Regions from separate parts of the Homo sapiens genome. Here region 1 is linked to region 2. Evidence: chromatin loops called from intact Hi-C (ENCODE). Cell type or tissue: CD4-positive, alpha-beta T cell. All regions are shown on one strand.

Region 1 (8,000 bases), 700 kb after region 2:
AATAACCAAGTAGACTTCTGCATGAGCTTGCTAGGCAGAAATATGAAAATATCTTAAATATTGGAAAGCATTTAAAGAATATAAATTCAGGTCGGACGCGGTGGCTCATGCCTGTAATCCCAGCACTTTGGCAGGCCGAGGCAGGAGGATCACCTGAGGTCAGGAGTTCCAGACCAGCCTGGCCAAGATGGTGAAACCCCATCTCTACTAAAAATTTTTTTAAAAATTAGCTGGGCATGGTGGCAGGTGCCTGTAACCCCAGCTACTTGGGAGGCTGAGGCAGGAGAATCACTTGAACTTGGGTGGCGAAGGTTTCACTGAGCCGAGATCACGCCACTGCACTCCAGCCTGGACAAGAAGAGCAAAACTCCATCTCAAAAAAGAAAAAAAGAAATTAGCCAGGTGTGGTGGTAGTGCCTGTAGTCCCAGCTACTCAGGAGGCTGAGGCAGGAGAATCACATGAACCCGGGAGGTAGAGGCTGCAGTGAGCCGAGATTGCCCCACTGCATTCCAGCCTGGGCGACAGAGGGAGTCTCCGCCTCAAAAAAATATATAAAGAAAGAAAGAATATAAATTCACAAAACAGAGTACTACCCACTGTACAATCACAGCAGAATATAAATTCAGTATAACTTTTTAAAACTCCAAAAGCTAAACTTCCACTTCCAGTTAAACATTTGTAGGACCAGGCAAGGCAGCTCATGCCTGTAATCCCAGCACTTTATGAGGCTAAGGCGGGCAGATCCCTTGAGCTCAAAAGTTCGAGACCAGGCCAGGTGCAATGACTCACACCTGTAATCCCAGCAGTTTGGAAGGCCAAGGCAGGCAGATCACCCTGGGGTCAGGGGTTCAAGACCAGCCTGACCAACATGGAGAAACCCCATCTCTACTAAAAAAAATACAAAAATTAGCAGGGCATGGTGGTCCATGCCTGCAATCCCAGCTACTCGGGAGGCTGAGGTAGGAGAATCACTTGAACCTGGATGCAGAGGTTGCGGTGAGCCGAGATGGCACCATTGCACTCCAGCCTGAGCAACAAGAGCAAAACTCTGTCTCAAAAAAAAAAAAGTCAAGACCAACCTGGGCAACCTGGTGAAATCCCACCTCTACCAAAAATACAAAATTAGCCCGACATGGTTGTCCAGGCCTGTGGTCCCAGCTACTGGGAAGGCTGAAGTGGGAAGATGGCTTGGAAGGTCAAGGCTGCAGTGAGCTGTAATAGCACCCTGCATGCCAGCCTGAGCCACAAAGTGAGACCCTGTCTCAAAAAAACAGAATTTGTAAAATGTGTCTCACTATAAATGCTCTATCCGTCAAAAAACACAGCATAGGTGTCCAAAACACAGCATCATTGCCCAAAAACTTTATTCAGGTGTACTTCTAGGAAGGAAAATTTAAGATTTGAATAAAAATTTTCTATATTGGGACATAGAAATTATCAAATTTTGATAGTTTATCATCCAATTCATAAGAAATTCCAATTCATAAGAAATTCATTGGCCTTCAAAATGCCAATGAACATGGGATGACCTTAAAATCAGTATCTGGTTTGACACGCATTGTATTCACTCCCTAAAAAAGCAAGACATGCAACTTGGCTCTTCTTTAAAAGTCTAGGGCCAGGCGCAGTGGCTGACGCCGGTAATCCCAGCACTTTGGGAGGCCGAGGCAAGAGGATCACCTGAGGTCAGGAATTTGAGACCAGCCTGGCCAACATGGCGAAACCCCGTCTCTACTAAAAAATACAAATTAGCCGGTGTGCTAGGGTGTGCTTGTTATCCCAGCTACTCAAGAAGCTGAGGCAGGAGAATCAATCGCTTGAACCCAGGAGGCAGAGGTTGCAGTAAGCTGAGATGGCACCACTGCACTACAGCCTGGGTGACAGAGCAAGACTCCGTCTCAACAAAATAAAAAGTAAAAAAATAAAAGTCTGGGAATAAACAGCATTCTCAGAGTAAGTACACTACCTCAGAATCATCACCACTGCTTCTAAAGTCTCCCTTTCCAAGTGTGACATTCGTTTCTCTACAAAATGCACTTTAGCAGATGTTCAAATTTTCGTCTCCCTTTTGGTGGTAGTCCTTTCCAACAGACTACTAAAAACATATGCATCGCTTAATGCCAGATTCAGAAATGCGAAGGGACATGGAGCCACCAAAAAAGAATATAGACTGTTTTGTCCTGGATTCCTTACCACGTGAAATGGGGAAAAGTCGGCCACTTCAAAGGCCAGAAAAGTATCTTACTAGTGTCCTCGGCCTTCTTGTATATCCAAAAACCTCATCAATTGTTAACAACCAGAAATAAACTAAGAGGCTCCCCAAAAGTGACTTGGCACCGCCACCTCTTCAGCCACCTAGGCTGGTGGTGGCCTGCCGCGGCCACCCCACAGGCGCTGCAGCAGCCCCGCCACTCCCGCATGGTCAGCAACGGACTCCGCCATCTCCTCCGCAGACAGCTACCGGGCGGCGGCGGCAGGGCCCGAGCCTTCTGGCTCGGGGTGCAACGGGCCCCGCATCCCTCCCCATCTAAAGAGGCAAGGCGACCCCCAGCCTCCCCACACTGGCGCCGCGTTCCCGAGCCCGTCTCCACGCCACAGGAAGTCTCCAAACACTGCGGCAGACAGGCGGCTGCAGGCCAGGGGAGAAGAGGGCGCTCCACTCTCCCAAACCCACCCCCGTGGCCCCGGGAACCCCGGGAAGGGCGCGCACCGCCCCCGCCCCCGCCCCCGCCCCCACCCCGGCCCAGATCTCGAGGGCGCGGCCGCCGCCCTGCCCCGCCCCGCCCCGCCGAGTCAGCAGACCCCGGCCCCAGGCGCAGGCGGCGGCCGAATGACACTTGAGAGAGTGAGAGCGGAATCACATGACAGTCCGGGCCACACGCACTTTCTCCCACATGCGCGGCCCACACCCCCCGCGCCCCGCCGCGGACCCTCCGCGTCCCTCCCGCGGCCGCGGCACGGGGCGGGGGCGCCGGCGGTTGCGGCCCAGGTGGGGGCGGCGGTGACCGTTGGGCGCAGGCCGGCGCGCCCCGGCGGGCGGTTGGGTGTTTACCTTGATGCACCGCGACGCTGCAGCCGTGCCCGTCGCAATAAACCAGCGGGTTCTCGGCCCAGCCTCTCTCGTCTGAGCAAACGCAACAGCCTCCAATCATCTCCTTCATACTATGGGAGACCTCGTCCTCCAGTGACACGGGCCGGTCGCTAGAGACCATCTAAGAGGGAGTTGGGGGGACCATTAAAAAACACATGCAAGCCGATTAGTGCTTCCCCCCCACACAGCCCCCCGAGCCCGCCCCGGCGCCCCCCGCCCGGCCCGGCAGCCCACCGCTCGCTCACTCGGGCTTTGCCGCTCAGTCACTCACGTTCCGCACAGGAGTCAGGAGCCATGTCCTTGCTGATTCCCCCCACCTCCCCTCCACCGCCTCCTCCGCCTCCTCCTCCTCCTCAGCGTCTTCCCTCCCCACCTCCACCCGGCCGCTAACGCGGGCGCCCGGAGAGGGCACACATAATCAAGAGGGCCTCCGCACAGGCGCACTGGGGGGAGGGGGGGCTCCCGCTGGGCCAGGGGCAGCGAGGGAGGGGAAGGGGGCTGCGCTTCCTCCTCGGAGCGTCACTTGGCGTGCGCGCCCGTCCTGCGGCCGGCGTGAGGGAGGAGGCCTGGGCGAGGCTAGCCCTGCGTGCGCGCTGCCGCGGCCTGTTGGCTGCCCCCGGCCTACCTCCGGGGCCCCGTCCCCCTCCCCCGCGCCGCTCGCCGCCGCCGAGGTGTGCTGGGGGTGGGCGCGAGGGGAGCCGGCGGCGCGCGGAGGCCGGAATGAACGGGCGCGGGGGCGCGCACGCGGGGGCGGGGACGTTAGGGCCGCCCTCTGCAGCGCTGGTGGCGCGGGCCGCGTGTGAGCGTCGGGAAGAGGCCTGGGAGGTGGCGGGGGAGGTGGACGCCCAGGGCTGGGAAGGGGTTTTCTCAGAATCGCCAGAGGGGAGTCCCCGGGGGCATCATCTCCGTGCCCTGGGAACCTACCTGCTGGCCTTTTCCTCCAAGACTGGCCCGTGGAAAACGAGGGTGGGGCGAGTGTGCCAGCTTCCATGAAGGGTGTAATGAAGCATGGCTTCCTGCAGTTGGCCGCGCTAACTTCACAGTGCTGCCGCAGCCACTCCACCCATTAAATTCACGTCCTGGACTCTTCCCAAAGTTCACCCGCTGGAAGTCCTACCAAATCTGCCGCCCATTTTCGCACTACGTGGGCCCCAATGACAAACGAAAGTGTATTCCAGGCTGAAGGTCAAAAGCCTGTGTTAGGGCTGCACTCGGAGAGGGAACGCCAAGGCGCCCCTCAGCTCGGTGTGCAGGACAAATGGTGGTTTATCCGGAATTAGCAATATAATACGATGATCCGGAAAATGCAGTTGTATTACACCAAAAGGAAGAAGGAACTCTAGCCCTCCTAGTCAGTCGCTAAAACATAATTAACGCCATCAGACAGTGGCGTCCAGTTTTGATGGAGGATTCCTCTGATCCGGGTCTTTTCTCCAAATTTATACTTGGAAATGTGAGGTCATTTAAAAGTGGCAGAAAGATGAGAGCTCCCACCTCACAAACAAATGGAAAATGGATTAGGCCTATCTGCATAGATTAATTAGCTGGATGCTGAGCACTTTTAAACTAAAATCTTCCACTGTCTGCCTATTCCTTATGCATCCGTAAAGCCCAATATTGATGTTTAAGCAAAAAATGTCTAATTAGAAAAGTTTCGCATGAAATCAGAATTATGCATAGATTGTTTAAATGACAAGCCCAGTTAAAAGGCGAATTCATGACTTTTGATTAATACCTTGCAGGTACAAAATGGTTCTTTATCAGCAATTCGCATTATAAATGTGCTGATCTGGAAGATGCACTTTCACAGTGCTAAAGCATAGAGAACCCAAGTTCTCCTAGTCGGTCGCCAAAAGATAATATAATGGTTTGGGCTTTAAAAGCCTTCTAAATGTTCTTCTGATAAAGGGGGGTTAGAAAAGGTATCATGGCTGTTTTTCTATTTCAAATTAATTGCTAGAAATCTGTGTAAGAGTGATAATAGGTATACAGCACAATGAGAGCATATATAGCAAATTCAGATGTTTTAAAAGCTGAGATATACAAAGTAATGGCAATTAAAATATACACTAAAACAATGAGAATTCACATAGTGCATTTAGAAAAGGTGACTACAAGACTACATAATATGAATTCTTTTTTGGGATGTGACAACAATTAATACATTTCTGGATATATAATAATTATATTTTTTAACTACCTTAAAAATTTATGAAACTAAAACGGGCTTCAAACAAAACTATACTGTCTTGTGTATCTTAACCATATATTTTATCTTCACCCTTATACAAAGGATACCAGCTCAATATCCAAGTCCTGTTCAGACTCTTACTATAGAGCAATTCTGAGTTAAAAATCAGTGTGAAACTTCCCCTCCCAAACACTGCAGCCAAGCCTTAATGCATTAAATTATTTAAAAACACATTTGTTTTATTTTTAATGCATTGGAGCTTAGTTCTTGTGAAGGAATTAATTTGTATGTAAAGAAGGATGGGTACCTTGCCCTATTCTTTAACACTTAAAACAAATGTAAGTAAACACTTGCTATTTCCTAAACAAAACAAAAAAAATGTATCATTTGTAAGAGGTTTCAGAAATTTTTAAAAATAGGGAAAATGTATTATTTCATAACAGCCTGTATATAAACAATAGTATCTGAAACAAATTTTGTTAAAGATGTATACATAAGTGTTCACAAAATATAATTCAAATTATTTAAAACTGATTTTAACATATGTTGAGTATGAAAATTATAAGAAAAAACATGAGTGTAAATAACTCATTTTCATTTTAACTTGTACCAGATATCAAACTTTTTCTTGTATATCTGAAGTATAATATTTTGTATATTTCTATAAAATGTTAAGTGAAAAGGAAGAAAAGCAGACAGTATAAAACAGTAAAACAGTTCAAATACACAATTAATTATTCATTCAGTAAATATTTATTCAACATTTACTGTGTACTGGGGACTGTTTTGGATATGGGGAATATAGCAGTGAGAAAGTTGTATTTGTCCTTTGTGAGACATATATATATATATATATATATATATATATATATAGTCATATATGTAACAATTGGCTGAATATGCTAATTTTCCTACCTCAAAATGGATAAAACTTGTAATTACATTGGCAGAATTGTTAAAGTTCAAGTATGCTTTTTAAAATACATAGCAATATAAAAATAAATTACCATAGGAGTTATAAAATAACTTTGTGAAAAAGAACAATTTCAACTGTAAAATGTTACCCTAAATTTTTATTTTATATTCTCAAAATATCCTTCAAAAAAGTGTATGTAGTACCTCTAGAATAAAATGAAACCCTGTTGTCTCTAAACATTGCTTCACATAACAGCAGCTAACTCAGTACTAGCTCATCTGTTTCTCCAAACTAATCATCTGAGGCAAACCACAAAAAACTCAAGTAAAGTATTTTATGATGTAACCTCTAACCCTACTATAATGGGAAGATGTATTTTCGCTCTATGGGTAATATATCTTCCAATAATTTTCTTTATTCTTTAAGGTAGGCACCAAATTTCTGTATTTGCTTTTCCATAATTATTTACATAAGTAGATATTATGAAAGAAATATTTAAAACCATATTCATTTCAGAGGTTAGTACTATTCATATTTATCTCCTTTGTAAATTAAAGTTTTATTTGCCTTCTGTTTGCGCATATTATATTTAGTCTATTGTACCCATTGTCAAGGTATATATAAATTTCTACAATGGGGTATAGAAACTGAGGTCTATTTCTACATCCATGTGAGGTATACTTCTATAATGCTGAGACTAGATACACTTTCCTGAACTCAGATTCTTGACTTCCATAGTGTGTAAAATTCTATATTGGCTCTTCGACTAAGTTTTTTAAGCAAAAAGCAATTAGAATTCCTGCATCTGCTAAACCTCATTGGAGTCTATCAACTTCTTTCTAAATAAATTAGTTGAAAAACTCAAAAAGACACTCTCTTATGATCTGTGCAGACTTTCAGATATATCCTCTTTTACATAGAGGAATCTCTGTTTTTTGTTTTGCTCATTTGGTACCCAAGAGTTTTTACCTTTTTCATTAAAAGTTTATTATGAGCCATATATTTATGCTAGTATGATTAAAATACTGAAGTGTTTCTGAAACTAGCTTTGTTATTAATATGTCACCATAAATGAGTATCGTGTCTTTATAGATACAAAACCACCATGGCACCTATATCATGGAGTACTATTCGAAATTTCATATAAAAATATTCTTTGCAATTATGTTTTGAATTGAGATTCTGTTAATGGCTTTTTCAAAAATCTATTTAATGAAACTTGTTAATCTTACTAGGTGATTATTTTTTACTCACCATCACACCTAGCAAGTGTCTTGCACATAGTAGGTCTAGAGTAAATGTTTGTTTAATGTCCTCAATTGGTGTTTAAAAGCTAATTACACTCTGAGCTTTATTCTTCAAAGTAAAGCAAGATTTTATTTTGTATGTACAATTGAACTAATATTTGTAAGTAATGATTAACAAAAATTTTCAGGTGAATTGATTTATCTGAAGATTTTCAATAGTTGAAATTAATATCAGTTTTTATTTACCAGGTAGTTTAGACTTGACTATTCTAAATAGCCCTCAAATGTTTACCACCTTTTCATGTAACAGTCATCATTTTATTACAAAACAATCTCCAACTTAGAATCAATTATAATTAATATTGTTTTTAGATACACTTTAATTTTCTGAAAGTTTGGTAGATAATTCTGAAATTTAAATTTTGTGTAATCTAAATAAAAATCTTTTTAAGAATCGAGGTCTAATATTTGAAAGGTTTGGTTTGGTTAATCGTGTTTGGCCTCGGAGCTATTTCTTTTGCTATAAAATTGATATCAAATGGCTGTATTTACAT
Region 2 (8,000 bases):
CTGTCTGGTGGCTTTTCCTGAATAACTCATCTTTACCTTAATGCAAGAGGCTTAGATTCTTTACCTTAATCGAAATCATACCCTCTGATTGAAGTAGGATTTTTTTTCCTTTCATTTATTTTAAACAGAACTGTTCATCTTTAACTTTGTTTGTTTTAGAGACAGGGGCTTGTTCTGTTGCCCAAGCTAGAGTGCAGTGGTATGGTCATACCTCACTGTAACCTCAAACTCCTGGGCTCAAGCCAGCGTCTTGCCTCAGCTCCCCAAGTAGCTAAGACAACAGGCACGTGCCACCAAACCCAGCTAATTTTATTATTATTATTATTATTATTTTGTAGAGACGGGGTCTTGCTATGTTGTCGAGGTTGGTCCTGAACCCCTGGCCTCAAGCAATCCTCCCACCTCGGCCTCCCCAAACCCTGGATTATAAGTGTGAGTCACCACGTCTGGCCTGAGTTTAAAAATTTTAAATGGCATATTTGTCTAACATTTTAGAGGTGAAAAAACATAAATCACACGTTATTTTTTTATAGGCTTATTAATTAGGTAGGGCAAATATTCTTAATTTTATAGAGGAGGAAATAAATGAGCACTTCCCTGAATCATGCAATATTTAGTGCTCTTCCTCCTCCATCTGCCTACCTTGTTGAATTCATTCCACACTGTTTTATTCTCCCCTGTGTCTCTGGGTTCCTCAGTGGATTGTTTGACCGGCCTATTCCCTACCCACAACCTCTGGCAGTCACAGCTGAGGAGTCAAGTCTTCCTTGGGCACCTGCTTACTTTCTTATTTCGAAGCAAATGGCAAGAGGATATTTGTGTCTATTCTAAAATTTTTAATGTTGATTTTTAATAGCTGAGTTCAGAAAGATAGGCGGGACTGCCAATTTATCAGCATTTTTACTGTAGAGATTGAATAGCAAATAACTGTTGCCTCAAGTTGTTTCTGTGAACACATCATGGAAAATTGAAGACTGTGGCTCCCATGCTAATAGCGTTGTAGTCAGGAGATGGAAAATGAGATACAACTTAGCCAATTTACTGAGATAACCATAAGGTCTTTCAGCAGAAGTTTCCCCAGTATACTGAAGAAAGTTAAAGTTCTCCTTCTTACCCCTCCACCCCGCAACCATTTCTAGCTAGATCCAAGATTGTATTGGTCTGGACCCAGGTGAAATCATTGATACTGTTTGCAAATAACACTCTTCTACTAAAGAGATCTGCAGTGATTAAAATTTTAGCTCTGCATTATTAAAGCTATAAAAATGGTTTGAAAGTATTTTCATATACAAAAGAGAGGTTCACAAAGTAAAAAATATATATATAATTTTTGTTTGAACCCACCAGGCAGATTATTGATGCATTATTTTGCCCCCCTTTAGCTTTTCTCTTAAACCATGTCTTTTTAGAGATAATTATCTGAATAATTTCACAAGATTTTCCAACTAAGTGATACAACTTTAAAAAATAATAAAAAAGAAATATACTAATATACCTTAATGCTGATTGCCTTTTTTTTTTTTTTTTTTTTTTTTTTTTTGAGATAAGGTATTGCTCTGTCACCCAGGCTGAAGTGCAGTGGCATAATCACAGCTGACTGCAGCTGCAACCTCAACCTCCCCGGCCTCAAGTGATCCTCCTGCCTCGACTTCTCAGGTAGCTGGGACTACAGGCACACACCACCACACCTAGCTAATTTTTGGATTTTTTGTAAAGATGGGGTCTTCCTATGTTGCCCCAGCAGGTCTTCAAGTCCTGGTGTCAAGCTATCCTCCCGCCTCAGCCTCTCAAAGTGCTAGGATTACTAGTTGTGAGCCACCATGCCCAGTCGAATGCTAGCTTCTGTGATGCTCCTTTTGGCTTGTTAAACATAACTGACCTTAGTCCTCCAGTTTTATATGAGAAGGATACTTTTGGTGAGTAGGAAACGTGGTTTTAAGCTTGAGGCTGGTTGGAAGGGTTCGATTTACTTTTACTCATAAATCAGTTGTAAAATATGATTAGCATTTGTTTTGAGAATTGGTTTCATAATTCTCCTCTTGCTCTTAGAGACATCTGTGTAGTGTTGTCTTTTAACTTATTTCCTGGTGCCACCACCTTCCACTTATTGGGATGACTTCTGTAACTCACTTGATTTAAAAAACAATTCCAAACTTTGTTTTTCTTTGTTTTGAGACGGAGTTTTTGCTCTTGTCACCCCGGCTGGAGTGCAATGGCGTGATCTTGGCTCACTGCAACCTCTACCTTCCGGGTTCAAGCGATTCTTCTGCCTCAGCCTCTCGAGTAGCTGGGATTATAGGTGCCTGCCACCACGCCTGGCTAATTTTGTATTTTTAGTAAAGACGGAGTTTCACCATGTTGGCCAGCTGGTCTTGAACTCCAGACCTCAGGTGACCTGCCCGCCTCAGCCTCCCAAAGTGCTGGGATTACAGGTGTGAGCCACCATACCCGGCTATTAAAAAAAATTTTTTTTAACTGGATTTTTCGTTTTTAACGACTCCGTCACCATACTTCTGAAATACAGAAATGAAGAAGAATTCAGGTCATGCACAATCCTGCTAATGGCAACCCTGTGAGTTGCCTATGCTGTTGGGATGAAGCTGGAAGAATATTATCTGAAAGCCTTGGATTCATGGTATCTGGAAGGTGTTAGATCAGTGTGGTCCATTGTGGCTTGCCTGTTAAGACAGGTGAATCCTATTTGCACAGATCTTCTTGCTTTTCTCTCTTCCTCTCCAAGAAGAAAATAAAATATATATGCCCATTAATCTGCACAGATGAGCCCCATTGATAGGGCATATTCTTAGGAAAAGTAAATTTGCAGTTCAGTTGTGTATAATACACAAAAAAGGGGGCAAAATGCCCAGTTCATTTTACTTTTAGCAGTTATAAAGACCCAAGTGCTAATGAAGCTATAGGACTCATTTATCTTGGGTTATCTTAAAATTAAGAAAAGATAATGTATGTTTCTAAAATTAATCCAGTGGGCTTAGTTTGGCTTTAAAAACTGAACATAAATATTATGGCCTAAGATGAGATAATCACAAAGATTTAGATGACAATGCATTCTTCTCCCTTATTTTTGTTAGTGATCATTCTGCATAAAAGATGTGCTTGATATATACCATTGGAATAAAATGTTCAGAGTCCATTCAATATTTTAAACATTTATATGCTCCTTTGAAGTAGTTTCAAGTGGAGAGGGAAAACAAGGCAGAGCTAAGTAACCGTGGAAACAGCCATTTTATGTAAAATGTTAAAAACTACAGAACCAGGCTTGAAGACAGTTTTAAAACCAATAGTGGTACTTACATAGACAATTTTTTAGCCTAGAATGAGTTAATATTCCTTTCTGAGTTAGTTTTTCTCATCGACTGTTTCTCATTATCTCTCTTGTTAGAAGTCAAATGCTAGTATGATGACTGAAGTGAGGAAAAGATATTGGAGCTGAAGAGATTTACATGAGTAGAACCGTTCCTAATATTACTTTAAACAGAAGAGTAAACATTGAATGATGGGGCAGTGAAGTACACCCGTTGCAGTCTGTTCTAACTGGATAGTCACAAAAACAACAGAGGAAAGGACACTCAGTTTGGTATTTGGAGAAGAAAAGCCAGTACCTGATAGTTTTAGCTCCCATTAACAGGTACATATAATATTACCAAGTACAAAGCAGCATCGTCTAATGAAATGAGACTTCTCATACACTCTGTAGAAGCATTTCCTAGATTGTTTTTTCAAATTCAAAAATTTCAAGTGCACTTCCAAAAGTTTGTTGAAAGTGGCGTGGTGCAGCTTGGCGTGAATTCACAGCTGTTTAACATCTCAACGCTTTCAGGGAACTCGGCTTCTAATTGGTTCCAAAGCCAATTTAAGTTGTCTTACCATGCAACGGGAACTCAAAATGCTGATTGGACCAAGACGCGTCGCTTACAACGTCTATAAATCATGATAGCGATTGTTTTTGGAGGGATTCTGTACAGAGCGGTTTAGTGACTGTTAAAAATTTAAACACGTTCACGTTCTCAAGTGGAAACTCGCAATTATTTGAGGAGAGAAGAAGGGAGAAAAAGAGCGTTTGGAACTTAGAAGTGTACCTTAAAAGGCACCAGGAAACATTCACACAAAGGGAACGATTTTCATTGAAGTATTTATAGGAATGGAGCATGTTTACCTGCAGTGTTTCTGTGCTAAAAATTTGCAGGAGTTAGTATAAATCATTCCTTTTTCTTCTTTAACTTCTCTTTCCTCAAATTGGGTTTTATTTATCCCTCGAGATGTGTGTTTTAAGTGCTATGCTTCGATGTGGGTGTGTAGGCTAATTCCAGGGACGAGGGCAGATTTAGCAATAAACTACAACGCACTGGAACTAAGAAATGTTCCTGTAGCTTTTTTTCCCTGATGTTTCTTTCCAGTAACAAAATGTTAGTGTGAAATCATTGTACTGTATTTAGTACAAAACAAATAGGGATTTCATCTATGCATTTAGTAATACCTGAATATAAAAATAAAGCAGCCAAATAAAATTCAGATGACCTTGGGAATACTACACAAGTAAATCACGAGAGATGAGCGAACGAAGCACTGGGCAAATTGTTCGAAACAAAGGGAAAGTTTCTCAGCTCACAAGATGAAAGCTTTGATTTTCTCATAAAAGAAAACTAATAAGAAATAGTTATTTTCCTGAAATACAACGTTCCAAATGGGAGTTGGCGGGGGGGAGCAACAGTATTTTAATACATTTTGCAATCTGCAATGCTGCTTGATTTTGTTGTATAATTTTGCGATATGCTTAAAAGGTGGAAAATAGAATTAAGAGGGTTGGAAACGTGAAGTAAAATATTTTGGTTCTGATAGTACCAATCAGAAAGCAGAAACAGCCACACACTGCCTTTATTATTCTTCATAAAGGCTGAGGCAGAAGGGGAAAATGACACCGAAGTCTCTGTGGCGCAATCGGTTAGCGCGTTCGGCTGTTAACCGAAAGGTTGGTGGTTCGAGCCCACCCAGGGACGCGCTCTCCTTTTATGAGCTGGTCGCGGGAAGTTTTGCAGAAATCGAGTTCAGGCCTCCGGGATAAGAAGGGGTGGATTTCCAGGGACCAAGCAAAGAAACCACCGACCCTTACACTACGCGGCCAGCCGGCGAGCCCTTCGCTTTCGGCCGGTGCAGAGCGGCCTCCTCTCCCCCGCTGTCCTCTCCCGGCTGCAGGTGAGCGCGGCCACTCCTTCCCCGGGGTCTTCACGGCGGTCTAGGCCTCGCCAGGGTGCTGGAGCGGGGACGCGCAGAGGCCGCGCGGGCCCGTTTGCCGCGCGCGCCCGCCGCTCCAGCTCTGCGCGTCCCCGGAGGCCCGCGCGTACACGGGGAAGGCGGCCCGGGCTGGTCTTGCTCGGCTTCGTGACGCGTGAAATGTAACGGGGCCACCGAAATGCATGTATTTCAACAGTGTCAAGTTCAAGCTGCAAACTGAAAACTCCTACATTTTGTTGAAGCATGGCCGCCCTTTTGTCTGTTCCCTGTCAGCGTAAACATCTCCGTTTGCGACTTAAACATTAATTGTTCCTGGTATTAATGCCTTCAGAAATAATTTTTGTGTAGTAAATCTTTCGTGTGGACAATATTGTAAGAATATATATTATATTTTACTTTTTCTACTAAAACGCTTGAATTTAGTAGAGAATAGAATAAGCCTGCAACACTTCCCATCAAGGCGGAAAAGGAGAAAACCTCTTTTACAATAGTATGACTGTTAAACCTGAAAAAAAAGAATGATGAGAAAGATTGAATGTGAAGCTGCTACCATACTTTGCTTCAACTTTCTACTTTCAACGTCCCCTACCTTTTATTTCCCCAAATGCAAAGCCCTCTCAAAATAGTTTCCTTCTATTTTATTACTTTGAGAAATAATCATAGTTTCATCATAATAATTATTGTTTTGGCTTGGACTACAGAAAATTGAAAGACAGTTTTGAAGAAAAGTGTAAGAACTAATACATCTTATTCCTGTGGATATATTGTTTTATATTCGTTATGTTTCAGCTCAGTTGACATATTAATAAAGGCTTATTTTATTGAGTGCTTTCGTGGAGAAAGGTATGTAATCTTCATAAGTCTTCCAGGTCCTATTATTGCCATTGTACAGATGAGGCAACTGAGGCACAGTGCGACTGAGTAAATAGCTGAGTAATTTGCCGGAAGTCACAGTGAGTTTGGAACCTGGGTAGTCAGGCCCAAGCCCAAGCTCCTCCCTGATGTACTGCCTTCTTGGAAGTTCCTTCCTCTAAAATACAGCTACCTAATTAGTTAATTTGAAACCAAAAGATACTTGAATTGGTTTTTATGAAGTTTCGTTAATATTTTGCTCCAAATCTTGTAAAGGGGGTAAAATAAAAACCAACACAACATTTGTGGCGTGCTAAAGGGCATTGTTAAATTATGCATTCATTGGGCTGCTCAATTTTATTCAAATGAAAGCTGTGTGTGCATAGGAAGTATTCCTGGGGAATCTGTCTTAGGGAAACAATTTGTTAGCATTTAGGTACAGAAGGCAAGATGAGAGAGAGAGGCAGGCAAAATCTGGAAGGAGACAGATTCAGGATAGATTCAGGCCATGGAGTCTAGAGACTAAGGATTCTTTGACCCCAAGCTGATGTTTGGGAATTGGCACATCCACGTAGACCCCTGTTTCAGGACACTTTTGTGAGATAGTACCAGAATTTGTACTTGACCAGGGGCCTAGGTGGCAGTTTAAAATTTGATCTTAAATTTCTAAATACATTCTATTTCACCCTATTTTGGGTATTAATATGATTTAGAGACCAGAAAATGGAGGAGAATTAAATGGGAATGGAGGTGTCACACTGAGTGCAAAACTCCCCTCTAATGTAAGCAGAAGCAGTTGCTGTGATTATGTGGACAAGTGCTTAGGCCATTTCCTTGGCTCTTGCAGGCAGGTAAGATAGGTGGGTCCCAGTGTGGGTGGCTGACACCGGTAGTCTCAGCACTTTAGGAGGCCAAGGCAGGAGGATTACTTGAGCCCAGGAGTTGGAGACCAGCCTGGGCGACAGAATGAGACAGCATCTCTACACAAAATAAAAAATTAACCCAGCATGGTGATCACTTCATTGCACTCCAGCGTGGGTGACAGAGTGAGACCCTGTCTCAAGAAAAAAAAAAAGGTAGGTGGGCAACAATTTGGAAGAATTGCACAAATATTTATGGATGCATTGGCCTTATAAAATTTCAACGTGTCATGGTTGTTGATGTTGCAATAAATGCTATTTCTGAGGAGCATCTTTTTGTCCTTAATTTCTGGGCTCTGTAATACCAGCCAAACCTAGATATATGTCAAGATCATTTAAAGCTTTAATTAAAGGCTGAATAGCATTTAAAAGGCTATGTTGTATATTTGAGTATGTAAATATGTTCCTAATGTTGCTAATAGAGTTGTATACTTAAACTGCGTATACACAATCAGAGGGAAATTCACTGAAGTAACATAATAAAAGGTGAACCAATTGCTATGATTTAAAAATAAAAACTCATTAGAGAATGTACTATTCATCTAATTCAGAAAAGGACAAAACAGATAATAGATAAAAATTAAAGATCTGTCACAAAAGTCATAGAAGTCATTCATTTAAAGTATTTTTATAATGCAAGTGTTTCTTTAGAAAATAATGGAGGCTAGGAGGAAGCCACATGGTTTAACGTGTCTCTGCTTTCGTTTCTAACACTTGTGTCTGATGTCATGCAATGCAAAGTTTAGGAAAAAAAGCCTGAAGAAACCTAACTGCTCTGTTTCTGCATGCATAATACATGATAATGAATAATGCAAATATGAACTTTTATTTCTCTGAATTTTGATGGACACAGGGCCTAAAATGTTCTTCAATTTATAGCTACAACTGAAAACAGCAATGAATTGAGGGTAGAATAAGCTATAATACATTTAACTAGAAAATAGTTAAAGAACTTGAAACATTTTAATTAAGTAAGAA

What was found. A loop is a pair of places that touch in the nucleus more often than their neighbours do. Peaks named below come from ENCODE experiments on the same cell type or tissue, not always from the same donor. Only the 100,000 strongest peaks of a DNase experiment are listed, where the experiment ranks them.
Region 1: a loop joins it to region 2, with 2.7 times the contacts of the local background. A loop is called at or near these places in 15 of 110 quality-filtered maps.

The regions. Positions count from the first base shown.
Region 1 is chr10:21,529,858-21,537,857 of GRCh38, reverse strand. MLLT10 (MLLT10 histone lysine methyltransferase DOT1L cofactor) reads right to left here and starts at 3,626. Exons shown (of 23, transcript NM_001195626.3): 1 at 3,338-3,626; 2 at 3,054-3,213. The coding sequence starts at 3,213. RefSeq lists enhancers at 1,139-1,652, 1,916-2,628, 3,344-4,057 and silencers at 2,689-2,778, 2,919-3,258, 3,369-3,438, 3,449-3,978. In CD4-positive, alpha-beta T cell, a CTCF peak has its summit at 4,180; DNase peaks (open chromatin) are centred at 2,857, 3,117 and 3,687; H3K4me3 peaks cover 2,697 bases; H3K27ac peaks cover 1,185 bases.
Region 2 is chr10:22,226,524-22,234,523 of GRCh38, reverse strand. TRN-GTT2-3 (tRNA-Asn (anticodon GTT) 2-3) reads left to right here and starts at 4,942; the gene lies at 4,942-5,015. RefSeq lists a silencer at 5,241-5,490. In CD4-positive, alpha-beta T cell, no CTCF peak of the experiment used is centred here; DNase peaks (open chromatin) are centred at 3,873, 4,993 and 5,293; H3K4me3 peaks cover 2,451 bases; H3K27ac peaks cover 1,123 bases.